Linked DNA regions of Mus musculus: all the other regions are linked to region 1. The links are chromatin loops, found by intact Hi-C in ENCODE. Cell type or tissue: left cerebral cortex. All regions are shown on one strand. Each heading gives the region's core, and the rest is flanking DNA. Links, peaks and the distances in the headings are about the cores only.

The links. Hi-C counts contacts between places; a loop is a spot of excess contacts. Peaks named below come from ENCODE experiments on the same cell type or tissue, not always from the same donor. Only the 100,000 strongest peaks of a DNase experiment are listed, where the experiment ranks them.
Region 2: a loop joins it to region 1, with 7 times the contacts of the local background. A loop is called at or near these places in 2 of 42 quality-filtered maps.
Region 3: it touches region 1 in a loop (13-fold over the local background); 2 of 42 quality-filtered maps call a loop at or near these places.

What each region holds. Positions count from the first base shown.
Region 1 is chr3:70,197,290-70,208,065 of GRCm38, forward strand. No RefSeq gene overlaps it. Among named protein-coding and RNA genes, the nearest start is that of Gm23477, 26 kb to the right of the region's middle. In left cerebral cortex, for the core only: no CTCF peak of the experiment used is centred there; a DNase peak (open chromatin) is centred at 4,417; H3K27ac peaks cover 768 bases.
Region 2 is chr3:70,304,639-70,315,414 of GRCm38, forward strand. No RefSeq gene overlaps it. Among named protein-coding and RNA genes, the nearest start is that of Gm23477, 81 kb to the left of the region's middle. In left cerebral cortex, for the core only: no CTCF peak of the experiment used is centred there; a DNase peak (open chromatin) is centred at 4,837.
Region 3 is chr3:70,415,629-70,426,404 of GRCm38, forward strand. No RefSeq gene overlaps it. Among named protein-coding and RNA genes, the nearest start is that of Gm23477, 190 kb to the left of the region's middle. In left cerebral cortex, for the core only: no CTCF peak of the experiment used is centred there; DNase peaks (open chromatin) are centred at 6,607 and 7,233; H3K27ac peaks cover 953 bases.

The DNA.
Region 1 (10,776 bases), core at 3,338-5,837:
CGCCATTTTCATTAAAAAAATGTAGCTGTTACATGATATTCAGTACTGGAACTATTTTCTCACTGACTGTAAAGCAAAAGCAGACACAGAAGCAGGACTGAAACTCATTTGCATTATGTATTACCTCCTCTCTAGATTTTAATACAAACTCCAATTTACTTTTGTTATACTTTCTGATAATTTTCTTTCTTTCCCAAGAACTATCTCACCACTGAGCAGCCAAAAATGCTTTTTAAAAAATTAGTGCTAATTCTTAAGTTTGACATAAGATGTTTCATTTTGAGAAAAATATTATAAGCACAGAATAGAAAATTGCATCTTTTAAACATAGCTCCTTTTAATGGTTTTCATCATGGACTATGTGTTTTATTTAAGGAAATGAAAAATGTAGACTGGTAATTGGAAACTTTGTTTACACACAGCTGCATATTATATTTCACAAAATAGAGAAAACATTCTAAAGCTATGTTTTGTAAGCAGCAATACTCTCTTAGAATTTTAATTTTTAATTTAAATGTTTTTCCATAAACACACAAATGTATTTAAGAGATAACTAGCAAGCCACCATTTACCCAGGTGAAGTTTCTTTGCTGAAAGTGACTACAAGTATCTTCTTAGGAGTTTGGTTTTGATCCTCAGAATCAGCTGAATTCTCAATGGAGCCTGTCTCATCCTAAGGAATATTAACAATTGGCTGCAATGCTTTGAGTACAGAGGGAAACCTTCAAGGCCCCAGTAGCCTGTCCCTAGCTTTCCATATGGAAGCATCTAATCATAGTAGTCACTGGCAATTGCATTCTGTACCCTTGTCGAGAATGAAGTACAGGACTTCCTGCTTTAGAGCATTTCAAAGCAGGGAAGAGATGCAATAACAGAGTACACACACCAGGTTTGGGATCACAAGACCTGGCACGACCTAGCACTGCTATTAATCCCCCCCACCCCCACCCCTGCTTATAAAATGAATGTGCTAGGCAATATAATTGCCAGGTTTCCCTTGAACTCAAGGTTCAATGACTATGCAACATGTCATATGAAATAAAAAGGGATACTTCTTTAAGTAGGTTGGAAAGGAAAATAGAGGACTGCAAATTTTAAAACATAAACTTTTTTCTTTACCATATTTGCCCATTAGAATTATTTAATGTTTGTTTTTTCTAGTGTTGGTCATATGAGAGTGATTACTTAGGGTTAATTAACTAATTCTAATGGTAAGGACAATAACAATTTCTCCATTCAGAATAGAAAGAAACAACGATTAAAGGGCCAAGCTCAGAAATCATTTCTCTACTTTAAGAGATATTTTGATAAGTTAATTTTGTGCATAAAGCACTATTCTTTGATTGTATTGGAACGGGGGACACTAAGAGTAGAACAGATCTTCATTTTCTGTAATAAGAAATAAAGAATCAGTATTTTTTAAATGCTTGTTTAAGAGTCTTGACAGGATTTGTCTTGGGTGGAGGTTGTTACTGCACTTTGTGTGGTGGTAAAGGAAACAAATGCCCCTTACAGAGAATACAGGATGGACCTAGACTGTCTTGATGTGCACAACTTACAGTCTGTAAAAGAGAAGCACCTGCTTTTCCCTATAAGACTTCTAATATGCTGAAGTAACAGCTGATATTGTCTTCCTCCTCCATCTCTTATTAGACAGCTCCAGCTGAGGGGCCTCTAATCCCCCTTCTCTGCCATTAGGGTACAACCTCCCTCAGAGGAGTCATTTGTGCATCTGAGCCTTTATGAGACTGATGTCTTTTTAATATGTAAAGCGCCTGATATGGAGTGACCCTCAGTGAGCCTTCCCACTCTGCCCCCTTAGTGCAAGTGGAGGCTTCAGCTTTAAGCTCTTTGAATGCAGTCTCTTTTATTAAGTTCCCAGGGTATATTGAATGCTTAGTACATAATGATGATGGTTTTAAAATCTCATTTTACAAATGAGAAGTCAGAAGTGTTTTGGCCGATGTGGATTAACAAGTCATCTCGAGAGCCAACCTTTATCCTTGTTTCCCACTGGGCATATCCAGTTCAACCTGATGAGCAACACCAGGTGAGCAGATAAAAAGCCATAGCCATTCAGTTCGAGAAGAAATAGGTCTTTTCAAAAAGTGTAAAAATTGCCAAGTGAAGAGATTTTCATGATTAATGGTAAAGAAGAGAAGAACTATGTGCAATGGTAAAGTATCACTATTTAACAAATGGATAAATGTCATAAACATATAGGTAATTGTCTTATGCAATTATAGTGGGGGAAGAATAAGGGATTAAAGATCGACTTGTTATATGAAAACTAGAAACAGGAGAAGATAAGGTGTATGCTTTTAAAATGCACAAGCATTAACTCAGAGGAAAACAATTTGAACTCCCTCTGTGTATGACTCTCTGCTGTATAGCATAATAGAAAAGCCAGGGGATTTAATGGGATGCACAATCGTCAAAGATCTTCAGTACATGGGATCAGGGATGGGAAAATAATAAGAATAAAGCAAACAGATAACTCTATTTTACCCGTGTACAAATAATTATGGCCAAGGCAGCAGTGTACTGTGACTATCCCAAGAGAAGATGTTATAGGCTGACAGGAAATTCAGGCAGTACTTTGCTGAGGGTTTGTAAAATATATAGATTTTAAGCAAAAAATAGAGGTAGATATGGAAGTGTTTTAGATTAAAAAAAAACCTTTCATTTTCTTCATTTAGAAATAAATTGTCGAGAACCTATGCTGACATAGTAGAGAAGAAATGTGCTTTTTGGCTTCTGGAAACTTGTGTCTTGGCAGAGGCATCTCACTGACCTCTCAGGGTTGTGCGTAGGTGATATCCTCTGCAATGCCTTCCACTTCTTCTCAGCTGCTCTTCTTTTCTCCAGGGATCCGAGTCAGGTACACTTGAATATCCCAGGAAGATCCACTTCCTGCTGAAGAAGCTTCTGTCTTTCTAAATATTTCTGGAGACTTCAAATATAGACTCTTAATACTCCTGCTACAATCGGGATTTGACTCCTGCAAAAGCAAACTGAAGGCAGATTTTAGGCTTCAAACCTATTGTCAGGAAGAATGGTATGATCTTTGATGGCAGTCACTTTTCTGCCCAAGTATATAAGAAGGCAATATGCTTTTGTTTCAATCTCTTTGGTTTTTCAAGAAAAGCCAGTCCACTTTAACAGGAGGTAAGGGTATTTTCCCTGCTGGCATTAGCTCTGTCTTATAAATAGTGATGGGAACATTGGGCTACTGGGTCTTTCACTTTACAAAAGTCAACATTCTAACTGTAATTAGCTCTCTTAGCTGCTTTGAAAGGGCCAATGTCAGCTCTATTTAAGTTCCTTGTGATTTCCAGATCTCCCCAGATAACAATTGTGTGTGTGTGTGTGTGTGTGTGTGTGTCTGTGTGTGTGAGAGAGAGAGACAGAGACAGAGACAGACAGAGACAGAGAGAGACAGAGAGAGGGAGACAAAGACAGAGAGACAAAGAGACAAAGACACAGAGACAAACAGATACGCACACACACAAACACAGAGACAGAGAGACAGACAGAGAGGGAGACAGAGACAGAGAGAGAGGGAGACAGAGACAGAGAGACAGACACACACACATACAGAGAGACAGAGAGAGGGAGACAGAGAGAGGGAGACAGAGACAAAGAGAGAAACACAGAGAGACAGACAGACATATACACACACATACACACACATATATACACAGACACAGAGACAGAGAGAGAGACAGAGAGACAGAGACAGAGAGACAAAGAGAGAAAGACAGAGAGACATACACACACACACACGAGAGAGACAGAGAGACAGAGAGACAGAGACAGAGAGACAGAGATAGAGAGAGAGGGAGACAGAGACAAAGATAGAGGGAGAGACAGAGAGACAGACAGACATGCACACACACATACACACACACACACACACGAGAGAGAGAGAGAGAGAGAGAGAGAGAGAGAGAGAGAGAGAGAGAGAGAGAGAAAGAGAGAAAGAGAGAGAGAGAGAGAGAGAGAGAGGTGTCAGAGCTCTTATGGGGAGGTCAGCTTCCTTTTTAAAACTTGGTATAAGGCAAATGTTAAAAGGAAACTGATATACACCCATACACCTATAGTCTAAGATACTTGAGAGGCTGAGGCAGGAGAACTTCAAGTTTGAGGCTTGCCTGGAAAATACACTGAGACAAAAAAAGAACACAAAACCCGCTTTTAGCTGAGAAGTGGCCTTGATGTTTAAAATGCTAATTTGCCATGCAGTAGACCTCTTGGGAGATCACCCAGCACCAATCATACAGTGTATCTATAGATTGCACAGTGTATGTGTAGATTGGACTGCCAGTGCTTTTTAAATGGGTTTCTGCTGCTTCCAGGTTACAAATATTCTAATGCTGGAGAGCAGAGAGAAGAATTTTCCTGAAAAAGGATTTCGAAATGGTGAGCTCTGTTTATAGTTCCACACCATCTTACTCCCCCGGGGAGATGACATTTGTTTTAGGGAGGTAGATTTGAATAAATTTGCCTCTTTAGGAGGCTAATCAGTATGCAGAATTGCATCCAAGAAAAGCCAAATTCTCTCCTATAATTTTAACTCTCTTGGAAAATGTTGGGGTTTAGACTTCAATCCCTCAGGTAGCCTCCCTTCCCCTTTTGCCTGATAAATGCTAACAGCTCCTTGTCAGAAGAACAGCCCCACTATTTGCATCAGTGAACTCCATATTAGGGATGCTGGCTTCCTACATTGAGTATGAACTATGTGACTGAATGCAGCCCAACTGAACCACTTGGTTCCCAGATGTGAAGAGAGGAGTCCTCACTTAGTGCTGAATCTACCTCCTCAGTCAAGGTGTCTACTACTGCCTTTTATTTCAAGATCCTCCAAGACTTCCTGTGCATTTGTGATTCCATCAAAGGCACAGATTTCAGTCTCACACACAATCATGATGTATTATAGCGGCACTGTAAAGTACACAGCTAGAGCCATACGAAGAGAAACAAAAAAACCCAAAATGTTTCTAAGGTAAACTCTGGAGAAATTCAAATGTAGAGTGACCCATTTTCTCCTCTTCTTCCAAGGGGGGAGGGGTCTCAGCTAGCACACTCACTCTGAGGTAGTAAACATGAATCCACAAAGGTACAATCAATATGACCAGGCAAGGTTGTTTGTGACCTAGGTTGAAGGTTTTCACACTGAAGGTTGATTGATTCCAAAGGTGTTCATACCCATCTAAATTCTAGGTGCTTACTTAGACAGAGTGGCCCTTCAGCATAAATACCCTACTCATACAGTCTAATTATGCTGTCATAATAGTCATGTCTTAGTGAATATTTCCATACTCAAGTTCCCAGACATCTAAAGACAGCAAGCTCAGATAACTGTATTAATATTTCCCCCAAACTTCCCTCTTCAGTATCATTGCTTTACAACAAATAATCTAGATTTGAGCCTTAAAGACGTTTTTGATATTTTGCTTTTTTTTTATTGCCATTAATATGAAGAAGGTAGCTTAAGGAAGGGGGCGTTATTTGAATCATAGTTTGAGAGTGCAGTTCACCATGGTGGAGAAGGCATGATGGTAAGAGCCTGAGGCATCTGGTCACATTGCTTCAATAGTCTGGAATCAGGGCTCTGCTTGCTTTCTCCTTTGTATTCAGCTCAGAAACCCTGCCAATGGATGCTACTGCATACACCCTGGACAAGTCCTTTCTCCTTAGCTAAATGTTTCCGGAAACATCCTCATAGATACAGGATGGTAGTTGCATGGCGATTCTAATTTTAACCAACTTGACAGTGAAACGATCAGAATGGTTGTCAAGACAAATGTCTCATTAAAATTGGTTGATTTAGAAACTATATGTTGAAATAATTTAAATACTGATTAATCTTTACTTTTGGGCTCCCAGAACTGTAGACTACAGATTCCTCCAGGATGTGGCAGCTCATGAGTGCCTTTGGATGGGGTGCCTGTTTTGTTGGAGGATATTGCACTGTGATCAGGTTCAGCATGTTGGTGTTGTTTGTGCCTCAGTTGCCCCCTTTTGAACCAATTAAGAATCTGTCTGTGAGCATCCACTTTTGTATTTTCCAGGCACTGGCATAGCCTCACAAAAGAGAGCTATATCAGGGTCCTGTCAGCAAAATCTTTCTGGCGTATGCAATAGTGTCTGGGTTTGGTGGTTGTATATGGTATGGATCCCCGGGTGGGGCAGTCTCTGGATGGTCCATCCTTCCATCTTAGCTCCAAACTTTGTCTCTGTAACTCCTTCCATGGGTATTTTGTTTCCCATTCTAAGAAGGAACAAAGTATCCACACTTGGGTCTTCCTTCTTCTTGAGTTTCATGTGTTTTGGAAATTGTATCTGGGATATTCTAAGTTTCTGGGCTAATATTCACTTATCAGCGAATGAATATCACTCAGGATAATATCCTCCAGATCCATCCATTTGTCTAAGAATTTCATAAATTTATTGTTTTTAATTGCTCAGTAGTACTCCATTGTGTAAATATACCACATTTTCTGCATCCATTCTTCTGTTGAGGGACAACTGGGTTATAGTTATAGGATGGAATACAGGCCCCTAATGAAGAAGCTAGAGAAAGTACCCAAGGAGCTACAGAGGTCTGCAACCCTATAGGAGGAACAACAATATGAACTAAGCAGTACCCCCCAGATCTGTGTCCCTAGCTGCATATGTATCAGAAGATGGCCTAGTTGGCCATCAATGGGAGGAGAGGCCCTTGGTTTTGCGAAGATCATATGCCCTAGTACAGGGGAATGCCAGGGCCAGGAAGTGGGAGTGGTTGGGTTGGGGAGTAGGGGGGGAGGGTATAGGGAACTTTTGGGATAGTATTTGAAATGTAAATGAAGAAAATATCTAATAAAAACGTTTATGAACCCCCCCCCCCGCAAAAAAAAAAGAATAAATGGGAGGAAAAAAATCAATGATTTTCATGGTTCAAGATAAACCCTAATCTCTAAAGAAGAAAAATTACGTATGGAGTGAGTGATTAAACTAAGATTAAAATAATAACAACAGCAAAATAGAATCTGTCTGATCTCTCTTTTGTTCCAGAGAGATTGGGAATTCAGTTCCAAAGTTTGAGTAACACAGCCTTGATTTTTGTCTGTCCACTTTCTGAGTTTGCTAACTTGGGCAAATGACTTATCTTCTGTGACTTCAACTTCGTTATGCATGGGAAGTGCTGAACGCAATGGCATTATTGGGTATCATGAGAATTCAGTGACTACATAAAGGACTTTAAAAAATGTCTAGTCCCTGAGAAATACCACATTGTTTCTGCTATTAGTATTAATTTTAATGGCTTCGGTCTCCATTATATAATAGAAAGAAAACTACTCCTTGAGTCAGATAGACTGGAATTTCATTACTGGCTCAGCCATTATCTATATGATACTGGGAAAATTACTTTGCATATCTGAGCAGCTTTCCTCCTTGAATAAGAAAATGGGACTAATAGTTATCTGGTTGGGGTCTTTCTTTCTTTCCTTCTTTCTTTCTTCCTTCCTTCCTTTCTTTCTTTCTTTCTTTCTTTCTTTCTTTCTTTCTTTCTTTCTTTCTTTCTTTCTTTCTTCTGAATGTGGCTAGCAATAAAAATACTGTGATCAAAGCAGAAAGAGCACAGTAGACAACCCACCACATTATTATTCTTGTTCATTAATTCCCTCCCAATTGTTTATTAAGTGTCTATTATGTACCAGATGGAGTCTGTATGTTGGAGAGGGAGAGAGTTTTGAAGAACAGTTCTTGCTTTTCCTGCTTATATCAGCTTCCTGTTGCTGGAACAAAAATAAACATGATAAAGAAGGAAGTGATTATCTTGGCTCACAGTTACAGAGATTTCCATCTATGGATGTTTGGTTTTATAACTTTGGGCCCATGGCAAAGCCAAACACTGTGATGGGGAATGTATGGAGGGCAAAATTTGTTATGTCTAGTGTTCCAGAAGCAAGAGAAAGAAATGAAAATGCCCTGGGCAATAGCCTCTTCAAAGGCATATTCTCAAAGAACTATTGCTTCTTCAACAAGACCTCATTTCCTAAGGTTTTAATCACCCCCCAAATCCCAACAGCTGGTGATGAGCTTTCAGGAGACGTCTGAGATCTGGACCATAACAGTAATAAACATATGAGCCAACGCCAGGGTGACTTGGCCAAGCCAGAGTTAGGGATGGAAAGTGAGGGGAGGAAAGATGATGGCTGTGGATATGGTGAAAAGGAAAAACCTCTCAAGGAAGTGCTGCTAGTAGAGAGAACTGAGTGAGGAGTGGCAGAGAGCTGCAGAGATTCACAGAAAAGTGCTCTGGGCAGAGAGGAACCTGGGAAACATCTTGACATGGGGAGCATTGCATATCTGAGAGAACTGTGACAACCCCAGGGACCAGAATGAGGATGAGAGAGCAGATGGGAAAGGGTCAGTTATGATTGTTGCCTGAGAGACACATTGGCTTTGCTTCTAAAAGAGGATGAGGCAGAAGCATGAGAAGCAGGTAATTTACATATAAACACCTCATCCAGGGGCGGGACCAGGACTGAATGGAAGACAGGGAAGGATGTTTTGTTTTTGTTTTTGTTTTTTTGGTTATTTTTTGTTTTTTTGTTTTTGGAAATAAGGTGGCCCAGGCTGGGTGGCAGCAGTGAAAATGTTAAAGCTGCAAAATGGTAAATATTATTATTACTGATAATTGCTTTGTTCACTCATTTTACTTAGGGTGAGGCAGATGCAAGTTAACCTTTGCCAAGCTAATATTTTCGAAGAGTTCATCAGTAGTTTTGAAAGGGAAATGTCATAAAGGAGAAATTTTATAAAATGATTTTATTTTATTCTCCTCACAGCTAGATGGGAGTGTGGCTTATTACTTTTGCAATTTCTCATTACAAAAAAAAAAAAAAAGTCCCAAACTATGTAGAAGAGAAAGAAACACAAATAACACGAGTAGTGATGATTCAGAAAATGTCTCATCAATTTGTCTTGGCGGGGTACAGAGTATTCCTGCAGGATATCTGCTCCCTGCCCCTCTAATGGGCTGTGGAATTTCCCCAGAGTGGCTCCAAAGCTTCACTGTCAGGGTGGTTAGGGTGTTTTATGCAGGTTGTTGTGCTGGCTCCTGCTCAGGTGTTTCTCTTTGTCAGCGTTTGATTGGACTCTTTCATCTGTGATTCAGTGTCAGTATTAAACTCCATTTGATTCCTTGCTATTCCTTAGCACTCTATTATCAGGGGGAAAAAAGAAGCTTATGTCTTTTGGTGCTTGTTTTCTGGCCTTTTAGGGAGGCACTTTCTACCACTGCTGCATAGCAAAGGATATTTAGGGCTGATTAATATGTGCTGGGTCACCTCAGAAAGGGTCGGTTAGGCGATGAGTTCATCACGCTTGCCATGTAAGAATGAAGTTCGGAACCTTTAAACGGCCATACAGGTCACTTGGGTAATAACCTAGAATCGTTCTTTAATATATATTTACCCAAAGGCAGAAAACCACAGGAGCATGCTTGTATGGAGTTCAGAGAAGTCTTAGAGTGTGGCAAAGTGACATCATTTTTCTCTGAGAAGCAGCAGATGCCTTTCTAGTGGAAAGAGGGGTGGGGTCTTCTTTTCTTTGAAGAGGCCTGCCTCAGTTGACCCCTGGTGCTGCTCTGACATCTCTCTGATGCATTTTTTTTTGCACCCACTTCTCCTCCCTGGGTCTCCTTCTTAAAAGAAAGGATTGGATTGCAAGATATTTAAGGTCCCTTCCATGATAATTTGAATTAAACATACTTTCTGAAGTGCATTATTGTATTGGAGAGAGAGTGGGATTAGGAAAGAGCTGGTCCCATATGCTTTAGAGAAATAACTTTAAAAGAAAAAGCCAACCAAAAATCAAACTACCAGAGAACTGCATTCCTTTTTGCATACAGTAGTTATAATTCTTGACTTAAGTGAAATTCTAAGGTGACAGAGCAATTTAGACGCCCACAATGGTTCAAGAAAGCAGCCTTCTCCTACTTCTATGAATCTGTGTATTGTTGCCCAAAGCTAGTTGCATATTTCTGTAGAAGCACAGCTCTTCCTGGTGTTTTTTTTAGAGCAATTCTGTTTTACATAAGCTGAGATGTTTAAGCAGATGAATAAAATCATAGAACAATTCCAGGTAAACCCAGTTGTTTACCATACTGTGTCAGTACTTTGATCCCATTGTCTGCACTAAAACCAAAACTCTGCTCTGCAACCTCTTTTCCCTTCCTAAGAAGAGCATGCCAGGAAAAGTGTTAGCTCATCAAGACATTGGTTCTTGACATGATAATAACTAATTAATGGTCTTGAAAACACCCAAGTAGTAGTTGCCAGGACAGGATGGAGATGGTTCAACTCTATGCTCTTAAGCACAGGTAGTGGGGGCCCCTGAATAATGCCTGTTAGAGGGACTTAAAGTTTTCCTATTTGCTTATCCAGACTGCTCCAGAGTTTCCAGGAAATTCTTTGTTTGTATGTATACATAGACACACACACACACACACACACACACACACACACATATATATATATATATATATACATATATACATATATACATACCTTTTAAAAATTTTTGATGTTAGATTGAACTATAAAAGAATTCAAATCTTTACAATTCCAATGCCAAACTCTTTTCTTCATTTCCAGGTGTACTTTCAAGAATCCAGGCGCTGAATGGATATGCTGTTCAGTGTTTGTTGCATATAATAAACATATGGGCTCACTAATTTTTCACTTAAAAAGAAGAGCCTTCCCAGCGTACTTACATTATCTG
Region 2 (10,776 bases), core at 3,794-6,293, 110 kb after region 1:
TGTGTTGTTGTTTAGTGACCTGTATGTTTCAAGATGCTTTTTAAAAAATCCAGTTAGAAATTTTGCTTGTTTAGTAGAGTAGCAATTGTAGACAGTTGTGGATTCTCCTCCAAGGTCAATGACTTCACTAGAAACATATAGTTGGCCAAGTTTCCAATATGAGACATTATTTCCTCCTTTTTTCTCATTTAAGTGTTTTCACATTTATATTTTTTTATTTCTTAATATTAAATTATTTTACTTATTTACATTCCAGATGTTGCCCCCCTTCCTGGTCCCCTTTCCCAGAGTTCTTTACCTCCTCCTTTTTGCCTCTAAGAAGATGCTCCACCCCCACCGCCACCCCACCCCCACCCCAAGCATTCCCTTTCCTTGGGGCTTCAAGTCTTTACAGGATTAGGTGCATCCTTTCCCACTAAAGCCATACAAACCAATCCTCTGCTACATATGTGCTGGGGGCTCTTTAGTTGGTAGCTTATTTTCTGAGAGCTCATAGGGGTCTAGGTTATTTGATATCATTGTTCTTCCTACAGGTTTGCCATCCCCTTCAGCTCCTTCAATTTTCCTCTAATTCTTCCATAGGGTCCCCAACCTCAGTGCAATGGCTGGATGTAAGCATCTGCATCTGTCTCAGTCAGCTGCTGGTAGAGCCTCTCAGAGGACTTGAGCAGCCTTGAGTCCAATCAGAAAGCTGCTCTTTACTGCCAATGTATATGTGCCACTTATACATTGCACCCTTAACGATTACCTGTCACCATGGCCCTTATTTTAGTTCACAAGCATCATAACTGTGTAGAACATTGCTTTACTCTCTTGTGAACTTGCATGCTTCCTCCTGGTGCCATGAAAGCTAGATATGTAACAAGAATTAGGAAAACGGATGCCATGAATTTGAAAGAGATTAAGGGAATGCATAGAAAAGGTTAGAATGAGGAACAGAAAGAAGGAAAATGATGCAATTAATTTAAAAAATAGGTTTTTTTTAGAAACTGAAATTAATGAAAAAATACTGAAAAAGTATATATTTATTGAGTTTGTTATTTGAATATTTTATACATGTATAACATACATTCTGATGATTACAACTCCTTATCCACCCTTTAAATGTTTCTCCTTTTTATTCTTCCTTTTCCATATAAGCAACCTTAACATATTCATGAAATTCTCAAAAATAAATTTTAAATTATGAACATGAATAAGTTACATATTGTAATCATACTATCATTTTAAAGTATTTATTTAGAAATTTTAAATTTTGTATATGGCTATACATGGGCATGTATGTGTGTATACGATGCCTACAGATGCCAGAGGTGCAGCTTTTCTGTCATAGGTAGATTAGCTCTCTCACAGTACACATCTCACTTCTCTGCTTCTTATAATATTTCTTCTCCTCTTCTTTGATGGTTCCCTAAGACTTTCGTGTAGGAGTTGTGTTTTAGATGTGTCAATTGTGTCTGAGAACCCCATGGCCAGTTGTTTACACCATTATGTTCTGTTGTGGCCTTCTCTGATCATCTCCATCTGCTGCAAAAATAAGCTTTGATGAGGGATGAGAGTTGTATCTATCTATGTGCACATTGATGAATATTTAGAATGTAGTTTGAAATTATACCAGTTTAAGAAATAGCAGTAGTAGAGGAGATTATAGGTTCCATGTCCTCACTATCCATGGCTAATGGGCTGGATTTACAGCATCAAGCACACATTCTCTTATACTGAGAGGGCCTTAAGGTCAAAAAGACAATTGTTCATTACCCATAGGATGTAAGTGTCACTATTGTGTCTTTGGGGTACCTTACAGTTCTGGTTCTTGTAGTTTGTAGATGTTATAACTGGGTAGATGTGTTGGTCATTTTTTGTTGACTTAACAAAAATCAGAGTTATCTAAAATGATAAACCTTAATTGAGAAAATGTCTCCATCAAATTGTTCTGTAGGCAAGATTGTGAGGAAATTTTTTGATTACTGATTGGTGTTGGGAGGGTCAACCATTGTGGGTGGTACCATCCCTCGGCAGGTGGGTCCAAGTTAAACAAAAATAAGAAAGCAGAGTGAACTATGAAAAGTAAGCAAATAAGAAGCATTCTTGCATAGTACTATTTCAGGTCTTCAGTTCCTGCTCTGACTTTTCAAAGTGTTGGACTGTGATGTGGGACTTGTAAGCTGAAACAGACCCTTTTGTCCACAAGTTAGCTCTGGTCAGTATTTTAGCAATAGAAATGAAACTAAGACAGTAAAACTACTGGTTACTTTTTTCTCTTGACAGCTTGGATAGCCCGTTTTTTATACTTTGAAGGCTAGTTGGCTTCTAGTTTCAGTTCTTTCGAGTACTTTACCCAAAGCATATAGTTTCTTTATCAATAGAGTCTTACCAGCAATTTTCTGGGAAGCAACAGAGGGCAGCATTAATAACCTATGTTGTTTTCATGGTTTCTTACACTTTTCTAACTGACAATTTGAAAAGGACTATCCTATGACTGACACTGGATTTTCAGGGGGACTGTTGCCACCTCAAATAGTATAACTTCATTCTAACTATTTTTGTATACACATGAATCTAACACTATGATTTTGTGATAATGATTGCAGTCAGACATTGGAAGATTGAATGAAGTAATTTCCCATAACATGTTTTAAGGCTTTGTGGTATAATTTTAAATAAACCAGAATGATAGATCAAAAGAATGTGTTCATTTTATCCCCTTAATCACAGAGTGTATTTTATTATTGTGGCTGAGAATACAACATAACAATGTGGACCATATTTCATTAGAAAGTCGCTCAGGTTCCCAGAGTATTGTCTTGTAGTTGGCATTGCAACTGAGTATTTAATAATGTATTTTAATACTCTAGATGGCTAGTTATTTTGGCAAAAAAATGTCAGCGAATTTCATGCACATCACCTTATTATCTTATTTCTTTTATAAATTAAGCTTTCTTAGTGAGAAGTAATATTGTTTGGGTTAACTTCGTAATGAGTAGACATTCAGGAAGTTAACAGATGGTATTGTTGGCAAAGAGAGGCAAGCAGAGCCTGCCAATCCAGATCCAAAATAAGTCTGTATTCTAATAAGGAAAAATCCACTGTGGGGAAGGGTCCAAAATAACCAACTTGCTGCCAACAGGCTATCTGCTTTCCTTTGGATATGGGGACCTGCCTGAGGTTCAGAGATGGTGGCTTTTGCTATAAAATTGGGCATTCAATCCTGATGATAGCCAAATTTGTATTAGTGAGGAGTCCATTTGTTGAGTCTATTCAAAATCCCCTTACAGTGCCATGGCTGCAATTTAAATGAACATGTTATGTAAACATGCCTGGGATTTGGGGGAGGAAAATCAAGATTGACTGGCATCTACGTTTAGAACAAGTTGTCCCCTTGATTATTGAAAGCCTCATCTTTAGTGGGAACTTTTTACTGAACATTTGCATAGGACAAAAATAATCTCGAATTCTTAGTTAATTCTGGGAGGTTTATCCAAACCCCTTTGTCTCCAACCATCTGGTCAAACCATTAGTCATTGCCCTTCAATTGTTTCACATGCAATGTCTCCTTCCAGGAAAACTGGACCACAATATGTACCCTGCTAGTTCTGCCCACTAGGAGAATTATCTTTTATATTTTTCCCCAGCATCATTCCAATCAGGGTAGGAGATACAGGGCTATAGCAATTCACTTTGTACTAGTGCCAGCATGTTGGACAGTGCTCTTTTCGAACCAGCCTGGATAAGTTTTCTCTGTGATCAACTCCTGGCAAAAATCTTGCCATGTGGCCACAGGAATAGCACTTGGAGTTACCGACTTGCTTGCTCAGGTAAGCTCATCACTATGTCCCCAGGGACTGCACCTGCTGATGGAATATTAACAGATGTCCACAGCTTACTGATGTAAATGTTTAGTGCACAACAGGCAACTTAGGTATATTTGTTAAAGGCAAAGCTTTTGCCTCTAACAGATACCAATGTAAAGACACTGAAGGCAAATTTGCAGCCAAAGATGAGAAAATTCCTCTTTAATACTTGAGCTATAGTTTTCTATTACACCCCAATATTTATGATGATATCCAGTCAATAGCCAAGTGTTTCCATGGCAGTCAACATGGTGTTACCTTCCTGTTCATAAATAAGTACATAGCGTTACCAGCCCAGTTAACAGCATGAGGTTCCTAAGTCAGAAGTAAAGGCCCCTTGTGAGAGAGTCGAAACCCCTGTCTCTCACAGACAGCAGATAGTTGGTTTATATCAGAGATAGGAGACTAAAGGTATTTTGTTGGCCTATCTTACAATAGTAGATGAATTCTCGAATTCTGTATACAGTGAGTGAATAAAAGTCAAATATTTGTCTAATCAATATTTATGGAGCAGCAGGCAAATAAGGGCAGTGTTTAGTTCTTCCCCAGATGATAATAAATCTTGGATAAGTGCTGCAGTGGGAGAAGTTTCCGATTAGGCATGTAATAATCTTTGTCATTTAAAAAGATCTATCCACCTGGGAGACAATGTGAGCATGCTTTCTGGTTTCATAGCATATTTGTTCCAACTGTACATTTTGGAACTCGATTCAAAGCCAGAAAAATGGAAAGAAGGATTTTTTCCCATGTGGGAGCAATGGCATTTCTGGAACTGTGGGATCTTCTGGACCATGTCACTCACCATTAAGTATGCATATCCCGCCTCTTGAACCTAGTTGGGACTTGGTGACTGGTTGGAGAGCAGAATGGGGCAAAATGGCACTGCTTTAGGAAATATGGCTTCCTTCTGGCACTGTGTGCTTTCCTCAGAGTGCTTATGGTGATTGGCATGCAACCACCATGCTGTAAGGAAGCCCAGGCTGTACTCAGCAGTGACATGGATAGGTTCTGGCTAAGAGCTCCAGTTAAGGTGCCTGCCAACACTCTGTGTTGGTTGCCAGCTGTTCGAGTGAATGAGCCTAGAGACTACTCCAGGCCTCAGTCTTCAGGGCTAAGTGAAGAAGGGCAAGCTTTCCCTTCACATCCAGCCCAAGTAACAAATTTACCAGTACAACAATGTCCTTGTAGTGAGCTACGAGTGATGCCGTGTCACTGGAACTGATGTAATGAGGTCCCATAAGACACTTGAAGCAGTCGCTGAGCAGACTATATTAAAACATTGTCATGAAAACCAGACAATATTCTCTGCTTTGGAGGACTAAGTTTGAAGTTATTATCTAATGATCTCTGAGATATTTGTCTGTGTCTCTTTCCCCACTGAAAATTTTCCCCCGACTGGTTATTTGCTCAAGGTTTCTTTGGGAAGCTACAAAGGAAGATTTACAGTAGAAAATTTGATGTTCTTATAATATACTCTTCAATCATCCATGATGTCATCTCAGAAAAGTCACACTGATCTGTAAACTGTCTGAAGGGAACTTCTCAGTGGTCTCAGTGGTTAGCTACTCCCCAGGGAAGATTCTATAGATTGGACCATTTTGGTAGGCATGATTCTCCTCTTTATTAGCAGGACAGGGGTCTCATTTTTTTATGCCATTGTGTGTGTGTTTGTGTGTGTGTGTATGTGTGTCCTTTTTCCATTCAAGATCTCTAAAATTCTTCTTCTGTGATAACCCATTTAAAAGCATCAGATACATCACATTTCCAGCCAACAAAGAATGCCATCTAAGCACCTTTGAAAAATGCACTCATTTTCTCTAAGGAAATGCCAATTTCAGTGTTTCCATGAAGGGTGTACTTTCTCTGAAACAATATGACTTGGTTCTTTCAAGATACTGGGGCGATAAACACTCAGGTGCCTATGGTGCACACAATTCAGTTTTTCTAGTTCCCTAAGACTCTGAATTACTTTTAATCATACTAAGGTGTCTTTTCCCAGATATGAGACTACTGATGTTTCTACAATGTGAATTTGAGTAAAGATTACAAACAGTTGTGTTGCTAACATCTAAATGTCTAAAACTCTTATATTTTTGTAAACTTAAAAGAATTCGTGCAAGTTTCATGGACTTATATCCACATGACAAGGTCAAAAGGACTCCAGATAAGTACTTCTGTCAATCAATATCCTAAGCTAGCCAGCCTACCCTACTGCCTGTTCCTAAGAATGGGCTCCCTCTCTCTCCCCGTCTCCCTCTCCCTCTCCCTCTCCCTCTCCCTCTCCCTCTCCCTCTCCCTCTCCCTCTCCCTCTCCCTCTCCCTCTCCCTCTCCCTGTCCCTCTCCCTCTCCCTCTCCCTCTTCCTTCCCCTCCCCCTCCCCCCTCCCCTTCCCCCCTCTCATCTGTTGTCTGTCTGTCTGTCTGTCTATGCTTCTAGTGTTGAGACAACTTCCACAGCCTCAACTGTTAGGACCATTGGCCTGAATGGTTCAAGTATACACTCAAGATTTTTCCCCTAGGCTCCTTAACTTTACCTCCTGTCGCTAGTCTATATCTGTCCCAACAGATTTTCAATCAAAGACCATAAATTGTGAAAAAAAATAAGCTTGCCCCAGAGTTGCTGAAAACCCATATAACCTAGATACTTTTGATAGAATTTACAACCATCCAGAGCCTCTGACTTGAACCAGAACTTCTAGACTGCTTCAAAGTTGCAATTTCTAGATTACTTCAAATCTGCCTACACTTCACTAGCCCCAGATGGTCCCACAATATGTGGGTGGCAAGAAAGATGATCCTAGCTCAATTCCTCTCTGCCCTGCTACCCAGTCTTTAAATAGCATTCTAGCCTTCCTAAATCCTGACAATGACTACCTAATTTCAGTTAAAATACAGTTATAGAATAGATTAAGTGATTATCATGAACATAAAGACTAGAATGTCAAGTTCAAAAGAAACCTGGAACAAATGGCTAACTATTAGTATATGGCCTATTAGTATACTAAAGAGAATGCTGGTCTCCAGGTTCACTCAGTACCTGTGGCTCCTCTCAGCTCTTCACACCCTCCCTGCTGTCTGTCCTAAATTTCATAGTTCATAGGCTTCCCTTCCCCAGCTCCTGATTCCTATATAGCACTGCCATTTTTACCACGAGCCCTCTTGATCTTCTTCTTCCTTGGTTCCCTTTGCTGCCTTTCTCTTCCTCTCTTATCCCACCCTCTCCTCTCATGACCCAGTTCAGTATTCTGGTTATATTTAGTCTACCTACTCTCCCTGCACTAAACAATTCCAGATGCCTCTGGCTGTAATCTTCCTTATATCTACAGTAAAAACCATCTACTCAACCATTAAAAAAACCTTTTACCATTACTTAACCATGAATCGAGGTTTCATTCAACTAACCTGCTAAATATTGGATATCTTCTTAGCTGTTTATATATATGCCAACAATTTATGCCTAGTTATACCCATCATGAAAGACTTAGTTTATTTGATAATAGATTCTTTTCCTTCAAAGTTTACCATTAGAATCCATGATCATATATAAATTCATGCACACACACACACACACACACACACACACACACACACACATACACACACACAATTTTCATGGTTTCCCTTTTACTAGTAGAAACATTTAGAAGGTAAAATCGGTCTCCAACTGAAATAAAATGCATTCTTGTTCTCATCTTGCTCAAACTCCAACTGACTGAGCAGGATCTGGCTCTGATCCTAGATTCTAGACTACTTAGAAGGGATAACAATATGGGAAAGCTTACTTTTGTAAATCTGTGTTCCAGTGTCGTACATCGACAGTTATATATGTAAAGAAACACCAGGGAGGCCAAAGTGAGAAGAATCTGTCCATACTGGTTGGAGAGGCTTTGCAGTACTCATGATGATTTCAATATTCTTAGCTGAATTCATTTCAGTGTTTAGGGGGCTTCCTCTTGTCTGGCTGATGCTCTCAGTTTCACCTAAGGAATCTGACAAGGAAATATATTTAGTTGCTATTTAACACAATTTACTTACTTTTAAAGTCGGAGATAAAGGAATCCTTTTAGCCTACTTTACTCATAGAATGTTCATTACTGTACTTGGAGTAGATGAGCTTATACTATCCTTTTGTGTGTTTCTTACAAGATTTGATTTTGTTTTATTCTCATTCACATTGTTACATCATCATGACTTCTCAGGCCTCTAAAGTCAGTCTTTAATTAGCCCTTCATTCCAGTTAACTTTAGGTGATAATTTAAACGTTGAGTTCCTGGATTCATGAATTGCCTGAGGCTGGGTTCTTATTGCCTACCAACCTGCCCATAAACCGGTTTTAGGGTTTGTTTCCACAGGGATATGGTACTTACAGCCATGTCTGCAACTACTCAATATCTGTCAAAATTCTGGTTAGGAACAAAAGGAGCTGCTTAGCTTGTTAAAAGACAAAGGGAGTTGCGAGGTAGCTCGTGCCTATAGTTCCAGTACATGGGATGCAAAGGAAGGAAGAATGCTATGGCAACCTAGGCTATATTGTGAGTTCTAGGACAGAGCAAAAGTATTCCTCCAAACCAAGCAAATACAAACAAAACAAATAGAACAAACCACCACCAAACAAACAAGTCACAGACAAAAGAAAGAAATTAGATTTGTTAAAATATGTATCAGGTGGGCCATATAATCTCTAGGAAAATTAGAGATATAGGTTGTAAAGCTGGGTCACCATGGACAAAATGTTCACAGCACCATGAGTAATGCTTCAGCAATTATACCACTGCTGCTGTCCCTGGGAGACAACTGTGCAGCATATGCAGACTCTAGATATTAGAAAGCAGAGACTGTTCACCCTGCTCCCCAAAGCTGCTTCTTCTCTCATATTCTCAGTAAAAAATGATCTATCATACGAGCATCCTGACGGTTTTCATCTGGGAACTGAACTTTTCTGTGAACATACCCGACTGGTCTAGCATAGCACAAGCCAGTGTTCTCTCTGAACGGGTATTAAGGAAATGAGCTCTGGCTTCTAACTGTGGTAGCACGAAGTAGCAATTAATTGTCTAAGACTGACTTCCTGCAGGCTAGTCTGTAGGAGAATTTGCCTCCTTCGTAGCAGAATGATTTAGGAACTAAACATTGCTCCATGGAAACTGGCTACAGCTCATTGCTTGAGGTAATCATCCTTGGTGGAGTGCTGAGGTGGTACGGCAAGTCTAGGGGCTTGAATAATGCTGTATCCACAAGGCCTGCACCCTCCATTACACCACTGGATGGATTGGTTCTTATAATGGTACAGCTTAAATGCCTATGGCCCAAGGACCAAGTTGCTTAAATATCTGTCCTTGCTAAATCACAGGAAGCTACACTAGAGTGTGAAGAGCAACTGGAGAATGGTCTTCCTACAATTGTCTTTGTTAGTCTGACAGAATGAATACAGTTCTAGAAGATCTAATGTTTTTGATATCTGATAAATTGCCTTTGATTGATCTTCACATTGGCAAGACTCATTAAAACAGAAACAATGAGAAAATACTTGATAAAATTTTATTGCAGATGAGTAGACTCATCTCATTTTAATTATATGAAAACATACTGTTTTAATTGTAATAAATTTGACAAAATCATTGGTTTTTGAAAGATGTATTTAAGATATATGAATAACATAGAAATATAAGAAATATATAAGCATATGAGAGTTTTCATAAGATGCTGGATTTGATATGTTAATTTAGGGTCTTTATTGAATGAAATGGTTAAATTTAGAACAAATATATACTAATGATATAAAACGATGTGTTTCTTTGGTTCTTATGTATCAGTGTGGACTCAGCTGTATGGGTGACTGAAAAGTCTTGTTATCCATCATTTTCTGCAAACACGTTACAAGAACCATGAATACAGCTGCTAGGCCAGAGATAACAGCGTGGTCACATTGTTCTACCTGCTCTATAGGAAGGCATGGCCCAGGGTGCAGCTTCTGCTTTTCCCAGTGAGTTTCATGTTTGCACATTTCACTTATGTGAGTCATCACATTTCATAGTTAGGCTTTTCTCATGATTTCCTGGTGTATAAAACAACAGATCACAGAGGTGGAGAGGCAGAAATGTGGTCGGAAATGTTGTGAGTGGCCAACTATTTCATCAAAAATTTAAGTTAGTATACAAAATAATGAGTTACACTCTGATGTTTTCACACATGTAACTATTTGGCTCACATTCAGCTCAACTACCTTTCCCGATAGGTCCTTCCCCCTCTTTTTATTTGCTTTTTTTTTTTTTTACCCTTAAATAGTCTCCTTTCTACTCACATGTCAAATATATGAGAGGGGAGGGGAAGTTGAAAGAGAGGGGGAGACATGAGACACACACAGATATTGAATCAAGAGAAAAAAACATATGAGAAAAAACACCCTGATCTTTTGTCTTTGCTCACCTATTATCTTCCTTTTCTTTTTGCTTCCTTCCATTAAGACACATTTCATGTACAGATTGGGATGGTTATTTTAATAGTGGTGGGAAGACCTGCTCCATGTAGATGGCACTGTCCCTGGGGTAGGGAATCTTAAAGTCTATGAATGTTGAAAGCAAGCTGTATGATGGGGTGACACATGTGGTGTGTTCTACCTATTCTTTCAACTGCAGAGGTTGGCTATCTACTTCAGGCTCCTGCTTCCCTGACTGCCCCCACAATGATGGATAATAACTCGGACTGTCCCCTCCCCCGTGCTTCCATTCTTTATTACAACACTAAGAAACGAAATTTAAATGGTTGGTTGTAGTTGGAATAACACCTTAGATAACACATACTATGACTTCACACTGTTCTCAATGTTCTTATGACTGGTAGGCAAGTCTTTTGAGAAATACATAATGATATTAAATAATGGATTAAAATGCTACAATAAGAAAAATGGACATAGCCTAACGAAGATA
Region 3 (10,776 bases), core at 5,505-8,004, 220 kb after region 1:
ATTGGACACACAAACTTTATATGCCCCAGAACAGGGGAACGCCAGGGCCAAAAAGGGGGAGTGGGTGGGTAGGGGAGTGGGGGTGGGTGGGTATGGGGGACTTTTGGTATAGCATTGGAAATGTAAATGAGCTAAATACCTAATAAAAAATGGAAAGAAAAAAAATATGTGGAAAACAATTATTAGATAAAATACAAAGGCAACAATTGGAGAATGATAAGAAGTATAGAATCATGGATGCTGGTGGCTTCCTCTATTTCTGAAGGCATAAGGGACTTGACAGCAGGACCTAGAAGAAACTTTTAATATACTATTCCAAACTCTAGGGTCAACTTTATTCTTTCCCACGTCTTATTCTTTCCCACGTCTACTCACCTATCATAAGTTGATGAGAACCTCTAAGTACCCAAGAGTCTTTTGTGAGTGATACAGATGTTAAAGGGAGATCTCATGATTATTACACTTGTCCAGTGAAAAGAAATATTCTCTTAATCTTCAGGCCATTGGGCCATATTCCACTACCAGAGAATCATGGAAGGCTCTGATCCCTCCACTGAGGGATCCTAAGCCAGACAGGGCCACAGGTGAAGCTAAACTTTGTTGTGAGAAAGGTGTCCATGTCACTTATGTAAACTGAGTAAACTAGACTAAATCTCCTATCACTCGCCCACAACCAATGCTATCTCTGAGTCTCTCATGCTGGGTTATGGCATCCATCACATGAACTTAGTTCATGACTAAGAAAGAAAAACAAGACTCTACCTTACAGCAATCTAAGTAGACAAGCAGCTATAATTGGACAAGAAAAACATTGAATGGGATATAAAGTTAAAGTTGTAAATTAGTAGGGATAAATTTTAGTAAATTTAAATGAAACTGATTAGTATGTGATAGAATGTCTGTAGAATTTAACAGGATAGAAAGCAGGATCAATAAGATGTTGAGAGTGTCAGGGCATCAGGAGCTAATAAGCTTTTAACTGCTGAATTAAAAATGATGCTTGACTGAAGGAGTCTGCAATCCTACAAGGAGGAACAACAATATGAACTAACCAGTAACCCCAGAGCTCATCCCTCTAGCTGCATATGTAGCAGAAGATGGCCTAGTCGGCCATCATTGGGAAGAGTAAACTTTGGTCTGGCAAATTTTATATGCCCCAGTACAGGGGAACACCAGGGCCAAGAAGTAGGAGTGGGTGGGTTGGGAAACAGGACGGGGGGGGGGGTATAGGGGACTTTTGGGATAGCATTTGAAATGTAAATGAAGAAAATATCTAATAAAAAATGTTAAAAAAATGATGCTTGAAACAGTATGATATATTATCATGAAAGTTTTAGTAGGTAGGCATCAGAAAAGTATATAATTTGGTCTGCTTTTCGGGGCTTACACAAAGCTAAAACTATCAGCTATTCAAGCATAATTCAGCAATTAGGTTTGCAGTAGCTGAAGAGGTCCTCTGGCAGTTCACAGCATTCATGTATGCTTTTTCAAGGGTTGAAGGAATAAGGGAAGAATGTTGACACAAGTTCAGGCCAATACAGGGAAGTCACTTGAAACAACTCAAAGCCAACTTATGAAGTCTTATTTGAATGAGCTAAAGAAGTCCCTTTACCTTTTTAATCCATAGTGACCTAATCACGGAATAACAGCCATCATTTAAAAGTCTCAGCTACACTCTAGACCCAGGTGATATTGGGCCATGTTATACTTTAGTGGACCATGTTACCATGGATAGTATTGTGGTATAAATTTCACTAAAGATGAAATTCAATTTTATCGTTAACAGGGTATTCAAATCATATGTAAATCTGTAGGCTACCAAGCTGTAACTTATAGAACAATTATGGGACAAATTAAGTCTCTTCATGATTATAATCTATTGATTTGTGTATATTCAATAAATATTTTATGATAATGTGAAATTGGTAGATGATGGGTTAAAATGAAAAGCTAAGTACCCGTATTAATGTAAGAGTGGGTGGGTAGGGGAGTGGGGGTGGGTGGGTATGGGGGACTTTTGGTATAGCATTGGAAATGTAAATGAGCTAAATACCTAATAAAAAATGGAAAAAAAAAAGAGTGATTCGATGTTCTTTTTTGCAGAATCTAAAGATGACAAGTTTCTTATGAGTTATTTTGAAGCCTCCTTTCTTATTTAGTATGCACAGGGCAGCCAGCTCTGTTGACTCAGTGTCTTTGAACTTTAGCTTTATGCCTGAGTCACAATGGGGAGCTCTTATTAATTATAATTCCTACAACATTATCTGCTACTGTTTAGTTTCTCTGGGTATCAATTATTTTTAATGGATACACTTTAGTGTGTATAAAAGGAGCAACAAAATAAAATCAAATTTGGAAATGAAAACTATGTTTAAGGAACTTGTACTTTCCTGAAACAAAATCTAGATTTACCACTACATCTTTCCTTGCCTCTGAAAGTACAAGGGTTGCCTTACTTATAACTGGTTTCTGATAAGCTTAGTTTCGTTAACAGAATGTATCGACGATTAACAGTAATTAGACACATAATACAAATATCACTGTACATTTTATTGTTGCTTCTTGTTTTTCTAGAAAGCATTCCAGAATAGAATCATGCTTTTTTTTTCCCCTCTGATGATTCACGTAATAAGAGGATTTGCCGCAGGCTATGTTTTAGAACATGATATGCCTAGAATGTGTCAACACAAAGAAGCCACATATGTAACCAGCTTCCCACTTCTTAAGGTTTTACGTTTTTAATAATGGATTGAGTTGTTAGTTGCCTGCTTGACAACTTTATTGTCCTTATCCAGTTGCCAAGTGAGAAACATTCCCTAACTGACAGCAGGTATTAAAAACACGGCAAGTGATCCAAGCCATCAAGACCTCATAAAACTCGAGATGAAGTGTTCGCTCTGCTTTGCCCCATTGGCTAGGCTTTTTCCTCAGAGCCATGGTCCCCTGCTGCTGCAAGTGGAGATGGCAGACATTTCAAGGTGAAAGCATCAATTTTTAACTGAAATGCTCATGCTTTCCCCCCCAAAAAATAAAGCATTTTTTCTTACATCTCAATATTTGAAGCTGATTCATCAGCCAGACAGGATTAAGAACAAAGGGAAGCGGTGTTCCCCTGAACACATCTGAAGTGCTCATAAAAAGCGGTTGTATCATCATTTATTCAAACCATATTTTCCCTTTTTTACTAAGAATCTTTAAAAAGAAGTTATCACGGGTTTCCTTGTAAAGAAGATGCCCAGTAATTTGTCTGTTACTATTGAGGACTGGATTCATTTGAAAAGCTTTCATCAGTTTACTAAAATACTATATAGAGTTATAAATCCAAATCATCTAGAGCAGAAAGAAGATCATATGCAAATGAGGGAAGGATAGAGAAAGGAAAGGATATGTAATCATTCTAAGCACCCTAGTGCACAGCTCACCGAAATGCATGCTCTATTTTTCCTCCCTTATATTACATCCTGACCGCAATTTCACCTTCCTCCACTCCTCCAAATTTCTCTAAATTACTATAAAATCAGAATAAGTTACATATATTTTTATTCCAAAACAGAAGAATTGGGGCACAGTTACAATCAAATAAAAGCAGAAGCAAATCCAGTAGTCTAAAAAGCTCAGTACTGGCAATATGGGATTCACTTGGGATCTTCAGAGTTCCAAATATCTGATATCCTACATATCAGACATTTCTTTGGCGAGTCACGATGGTAGCAAAATTACAGTCATGAGGTAGCAATGAAAATAATTTTATGGTTAGGGGTCACTGCATGTGGGACTGACTGCATTAAATGGTTGCAGCTTTAAGAAGGTTGAAAGGACCCAGATGTAGCTGTCTCTTGTGAGACTATGCCGGGGCCTAGCAAACACAGAAGTGGATGCTCACAGTCAGCTAATGGATGGATCACAGGGCTCCCAATGGAGGAGCTAGAGAAAGTACCCAAGGAGCTAAAGGGATCTGCAACCCTATAGGTGGAACAACATTATGAACTAACCAGTACCCCGGAGCTCTTGACTCTAGCTGCCTATGTATCAAAAGATGGCCTAGTCGGCCATCACTGGAAAGAGAGGCCCATTGGACAGGCAAACTTTATATGCCCCAGTACAGAGGAACGCCAGGGCCAAAAAGGGGGAGTGGGTGGGCAGGGGAGTGGGGGTGGGTGGGTATGGGGGACTTTTGGTATAGCATTGGAAATGTAAATGAGCTAAATACCTAATAAAAATGAAAAAAAAAAAGAAAGCTTACAGAATCAAAAACAAACAAAAAAAAAAAACAAAACAAAAAAAAAAAAAAAAGAAGAAGGTTGAAAACCACTGCTCTAGACTCAGAGCAGCTCTACTCCCTAGCTGCTGCTGTCTCAATGGTCTGATGATACTGGCATTTCCAAAATGCTAGGGATTTCACTGCAACTGGACTGCACCCTCACTAATTAATTCTCCTTGGCTCTCTCCAGAGACTCCAACCATGCCACAAAGTGCCAAGCCTCAGCTGTTCTCTATGACTCCTTTATATCATCAAAACCAGTAATACCTGGGTGACTCTTACACTACCAAGCTCTGTTGCTAGTACAAGGTTCAGCCTTGGCCACCTCTTGACCATAGGCTTACCCAGAGGAAACACTTTGATCCTGAGTCAGTGATGTTGGTCTCGATTATAGCCAGTTCCCTAGTTCCAGCTGACCAGCATCTAGTGTCCAAGAAAAGCAAAGTCTTTACTTCAGTGGTGGGTGTTGGTCTTGTTAATTATAATTATTTCTTTAGCCTCATTTGCTCAGACACCACAGAGTCTTAACACAAAATATCACTTAAGTAACTCTGATTGTCTTTGCTTCCTGCTGAAACTTCACAAGCGAGGTCTCCCTTCTCTATACTTCTCTCTGAGTTCCCAAAAAACAGGCCACTGAGCTATGAGCACTCCATCTGTTTTCAAGTTCAAAATTCAAATGTTCCAATGATTCTCTCAAAAACACGTGATCAGGTCCATCACTGTGATCTCTCATGACCTGGTATCTGTTTCTATCTTGGTGAGGATTTCTATTGTTGTGAGAAAATACCATGGCCAAAAGCAACTTGGAAAGGAAATGGTTTATTCAGCTAACACCTCCACATGAGAAGAAAGCTGGATTGGGTACCTAGAGGCAAGAGCTGATGTAAAAGCCAGGAAGGGATGCTTATAACTAGCTTATAACTAGCTTGAACCTCCTCATGACTTGCTCAGCCTGCTTTCTTACAGGCTTTCATATAGCATCTTACAGCACCAGCCCAAGGGTGTACCATTCAGAACAACCAGGGCCTTCCCACATCAGTTATCTATCAAGAAAATGCACCACAGGCTTACAAAGGATAGTCTAGTGGGTGAACATTTTTACAAAATGACTCCAACTTATGTCACATTGACATAAACTAACTAGCACATGTGGTATATGTGAATAGAAAAAAATGGAATCAATAACGTGTGAAATAAAATTTAAAGAAGAGTTCATTGAGCTAAATGAAAAATTATACTTCCTAAAGTGACATGTGACAGCACCTTTGGCAGTTGCCTATGTCAAATTATTGTCTTTGGGGAACAGGATAATCTTTGTGACAAGCGTTACTAGCTTCAGAAGCAGATGAAAAAATTTCTACAACTCATTTTGTTTTCTGACTTTGTAAGTGAGTAATATCTCTGCCTTACCTATGGTGGGTATCAAAATAGAAAACGTCTAAAGAAAGTGCAACAACTTCTTAAAAATAAAAATGTGGCATTGATGTCTTCAATCAACATATCTTTTGGGTTACTTCATCCAAAAGATTTACTGATACATAAGAAATGAACAAAAATGAAAACTGTAAATATGTTTTTGATTAGCAACAATTGACAAAAGGCAAAGCCATTATAGGTAGAATGTTTTCATACTTAGGAATCATTGGCCACATATACATATTTCACACCTTGCCATTACCTCAAATATCTCTTTTGCTGGAAAACTGATTTGTTGGGTTTTAGTACCCGCTTCCTGGGACAGGTGTTCACCAGGTACTTTCTTATTATGGACTGTGTTTGAATTACAAACAATATCTTCCTTAAGACTCTTAGAAAAGGAGACTTTCTGTGTGACACAGTCTGAGGGCTTCCTTGCTGGGCCTTCCCTGTTCCTCTTTCAGTATCTCAGTCCCTCACTCTCTTCTCTTTTCCCACCTTCCTGTCTTCTTAGATCCACTCTTCCTCCTTTCTTTCACTCTTTTCTCTAAAGTGGACATCTTGTACAGAGATGTTCCTTTTCCTTTCTAGCAGAGTGACATATTTAAAAATACTTTATTTACTTTTTATTATTTATCATTTTCTGGGCTTACATAACAAGAGAGACCTTCAAAGTATTAACCTGACCCATATACAAGCCCATTTTACTTTTACATTAAGCTAGCTGAATTAATAAATGTGACGAGAAGATAAGGCATAGATGTTAGTAGTGTTTTATCCTCTGGAAAATCCTCAACAATAAGTTGCATTGAAATCTGGAGTGTGAGGTAAATCAGAAAACTTAGAGCTTTATAGTTCAGCCTCCAAGATGCATATGAAGCAATTGCAGCTATAAGTGATACCATCTTCAGAGTGCAGCAGGAACAAGTTGAACATTTTCTATTTTCTCCTTGGCTGGATACCAGCTGCCAGGTTTTGCCTTTTAAAAACTCTAAAGAAAAAAGACTGTTTTATAGAATTTAGGAAACTAAGTGATTTTTCTTTATTGCAAGGAAAGGAAATATTTATTATATATCATGATGTGGTGGGTGGAGGAATTAGTTTAAAAAAAAAAAACCACAAATTTCTTTGAAGAATAGAGATGTAAGAATATTAAGGGCAAAACCAGAGTTAGATCTCAGGGGAACTTCCAAGGGGTGCTATTCTACCCTTTCATATGACTTGGAGGTATTATTGTTATTAAGGTATTAATTTTACTATAATGCTAATAGCTCAGAATATAATATAGCAAATCCTTTTGAGAGTGTGTGTGAGGTCAGTGGACTAAAACTTGCAGTTCTTTTACAATGATTCTGACAAGCAGTGGGAAACCTTTCCTGTTCAAATATATTTCTGACTATTGTTTATCACTAATTCCACTTAAAATTTTACTCTTGGACAGGGGAGAAAGCCAAATATGTCAAAGGACTGCTTTAAATCCCCCAGAACTCATGTATAAAAAGCTAACTAAATGTGGCTACACGTGTCTGTGAGTCAAGTCCAAGCCCGTGGGCTGTGGAGAAGGGACAGGAAGATGAATGAGCTCACTGGTAAGCTGGCCTCTTCGCTTGGTGTGTCCCAGATTTAGTGACAACTTTGTGTCAGAAAAGAAGGAGAATGAATGCCTGAGGAAGTTACCTTATATTGACCTATGGCCTCTGCATATATGCATATAAACATGCATGCATGCATACACATGCATTACACATAAAGCCATATGCACACAAAATTCATAATTTCACATGCTTATTTAAATGAATACCCTGGCATATCAATTTAACAATGGAACACCATGTACTGTTATCCTTGAAGCATAACTTCCAGTGTCAACTCCAAAGTGTGCTTCACTTTAGTAGATTCCAGAGAACTATGGGATTTCTCCCCAGCATTTTTGTTTCAGGAGTCACAGAATGTTACTATGTATCACTTCTGTGACTTCAAATTCTCTGCTGTTCTGGGCATGTTGTCTTTTGAGCTTATTTTGATGTTGTCAGTGAAAGGTCCTGGAAGAAGAAATTTAGCTTCCATTACAGAATTACAGAGTTGTTCCTCAGCAAAGAATGTTTAGCAGTAATTTGACCTTCGTCTCTTTACCAGCTGATCATGTGAATCAGAACAGGTTTCTGCAAGGTTATTATCAAGTTTGAAGTGTTATATTTACACTGTTAACCTCCTTGTAACAATTAAGGTTTTAAGTATGAAAGACTTTCATAAAGATTCTTTCACTGGTCATTGTGAGAGAGCCCTAAATAGGGCTAATAGCTCCCCTTTTTGTTGTTTTTGCCCTTTAAAGACATCTCTCCTCTTTCTGGTTACATCATAACATTCATACACATATCTATTGTCTAATCTATTAATCACAGATATGACTATACTCATGACCTGGCATATTTACTCTCTGTAATGCAATTTTGCTAAGAGAGTAAAATATAGTAAAGAGCTGACATGAAAGCATAGCACTATGTATGGGCTATAACTTTGGTATTCTTAGTAACTTGAGGTGGTATGATAGAGTCATCGCTATCTGTAAGAGAATAAAGGCCAATGTGGGGTCCAACTTCTTTTTCCATGTATCCTGTTATCTTCTTCCCAAATGATGGATCCTGAAAGAACTTTATCTCTTTGTCTGTATAGTCCCTGGGACTCCCACAGCTCTCTATGCAATAATTTCTATACTGTAGTTTGGTCCTTAGTGCATTGATTTTCATACCAAATCCAATTCATAACACTCTAGTCCTGCTGGAGTAAGCATTTCTTATTTCCTGATTTTCTTATTTTCCTGACACAAACTTAGATAAAAAGGAGAAATTTAATAAGAAATTGTGTGACATTACACCATATTTTTTCAAATTCAGATTGTCCTTAGGTGTTACTTTTAAGAGGATTCTGAAACACACAATGTCCACTTAGATTAGAACAGGGTTACAGTAACCCCTGCTAGATCAATGTAGTAGTACACTACACATTCATAATTGCAATCTCATTTGTTGAATTTATTTCATAATGTTCAGGTATTATGGTGATTATTTTGAGTTTTTTTCTACATGAAATTAAAATTAAAATCTGTTTAAAGTTCTAACATATCAACATTAGTAGGCACATCATATTGTCCAACATTCCTTCACTCTACTCTATGATTTTAAAGTATTACAGAACAACAGTGAATGCATTAATTATTCTATTGTGTTGTTAGTTGAACAATAGAATTTTTAAAATTGTGGGCCATCAGTAAGTTCTGGTGTGTCTCTGTACATACAGCAAAGGGCAGATGGGGCAGTTGCTGTTGCTCTTGTGCAAACAGCACCTGGCAAGCCTTCTCATATGGTTGCTGCCTGAAGGTTTTATCCTCAGTACAAGTATTGGGCCTTTGGAACCTGACAGGGCCATAATGGCTCTAGCCTTATTGGTACATTACTTCATTGCTAACTTCATCTCTATGGTGGTTTGAATAGGTCTGCCCCCCCACAGACTCATGTATGTGAGTGCCTGGCCCACAGGGAGTGACATTATTAGGAGGTGTGGTCTTGCAGGAATAGGCGTGGTCTTGTTGGAGGAAGTATGTTATTGTGACAGAAGACTTTGGGGTCTCTATGCTCAAGCTTTGCCCAGTATGGCAGAGTCTCCTGTTGCCTGTGGATCAAGATGTAACTCTCTCAGCTCCTTTTTTAGTACCATGTCTGCTTGTATACTGCCATGTCCTGCCATGATGATAATGGACAAAACTTATGAAACTGTAAGCTAGCCCCAATTAAATGTTTTCCTTTATAAGAACTGTCATAGCATATCCGGGGATCCATCCCATAATCAGCTTCCAAATGCTGACACCATTGCATACACTAGCGAGATTATGCTGAAAGGACCCTGATATAGCTGTCTCTTGTCAGAGTATGCCTGGGCCTAGCAAACATAGAAGTGGATGCTCACAGTCGGCTATTGGATGGATCACATGGCCCCCAATGAAGGAGCTAGAGAAAGTACCAAAGAAGCTAAAGGGATCTGCAACCCTATAGGTGGAACAACATTATGAACTAACCAGTACCCCGGAGCTCTTGACTCTAGCTGCATATGCATCAAAAGATGGCCTAGTCGGCCATCACTCGAAAGAGAGGCCCATTGGACACGCAAACTTTATATGCCCCAGTACAGGGGAACGCCAGGGCCATAAAAGGGGAGTGGGTGGGTAGGGGAGAGGGGGTGGGTGGCTATGGGGGACTTTTGGTATAGCATTGCAAATGTAAATGAGCGAAATACCTAATAAAAAATGGAAAAAAAATGCAAAAAAAAAAAAAAGAACTGTCATAGACATTATGTCCATGCAGCAATAGAACCTTAATTACAACAATAAAAAAAATGGTCTTTTAATAGAGCCAGTTAGAGGAAGTGGACTACTAAGACCATGATTTCAAGGGTATATCCTTGTGTCTTCAACCTCTCTTTTCTCTGTTTCCTGCTCACAGTGAGGTGAGTATCTTTGTGCCTCAGATTCTCACCATGTTTTGCAACATAAGTCCCAAACCAACAAAGCTTCATAAACATGAAGGGAGACATTGGAAATAGTGAACCAAATGGATCTTTCTTTATCATAAGTTGATTATTTCTTGTATTTTGTGACAGCATTCAAAACCTAACATAATTTCATTTCTCAAATCTCTCAGAACAATATCTATACAGGTCTTGTCAGTCCATTCTAGGTATTTAAGTTCTAGAATTGTCTTGATATATCCAGTTATGGTTTCTTTTTTCAGCCTAATCTTGTCATTTCCATCTTACAATATCAAATATTAAGAAAAGGCTTAGCTCTTTCTTTCACATTTGTTCCCAAGTTGTCCTTTTCTATAATAAAAGGCATATATACATATATATATACACACACATATATATGAGTGGCTTTAAAATAATTTTGTTGTGATGTATTTTCAGTAAATTATATATATCTGAGGTCAAATAAGACTATTGGTCAATAAAAGGAGTTGTAATGTGTAATGGGAAAAGTTTATGAAGGTCCAAGATAGATTACTGTTTATATTGGTATTTTATATAAGAATCTGTGGCCGCAA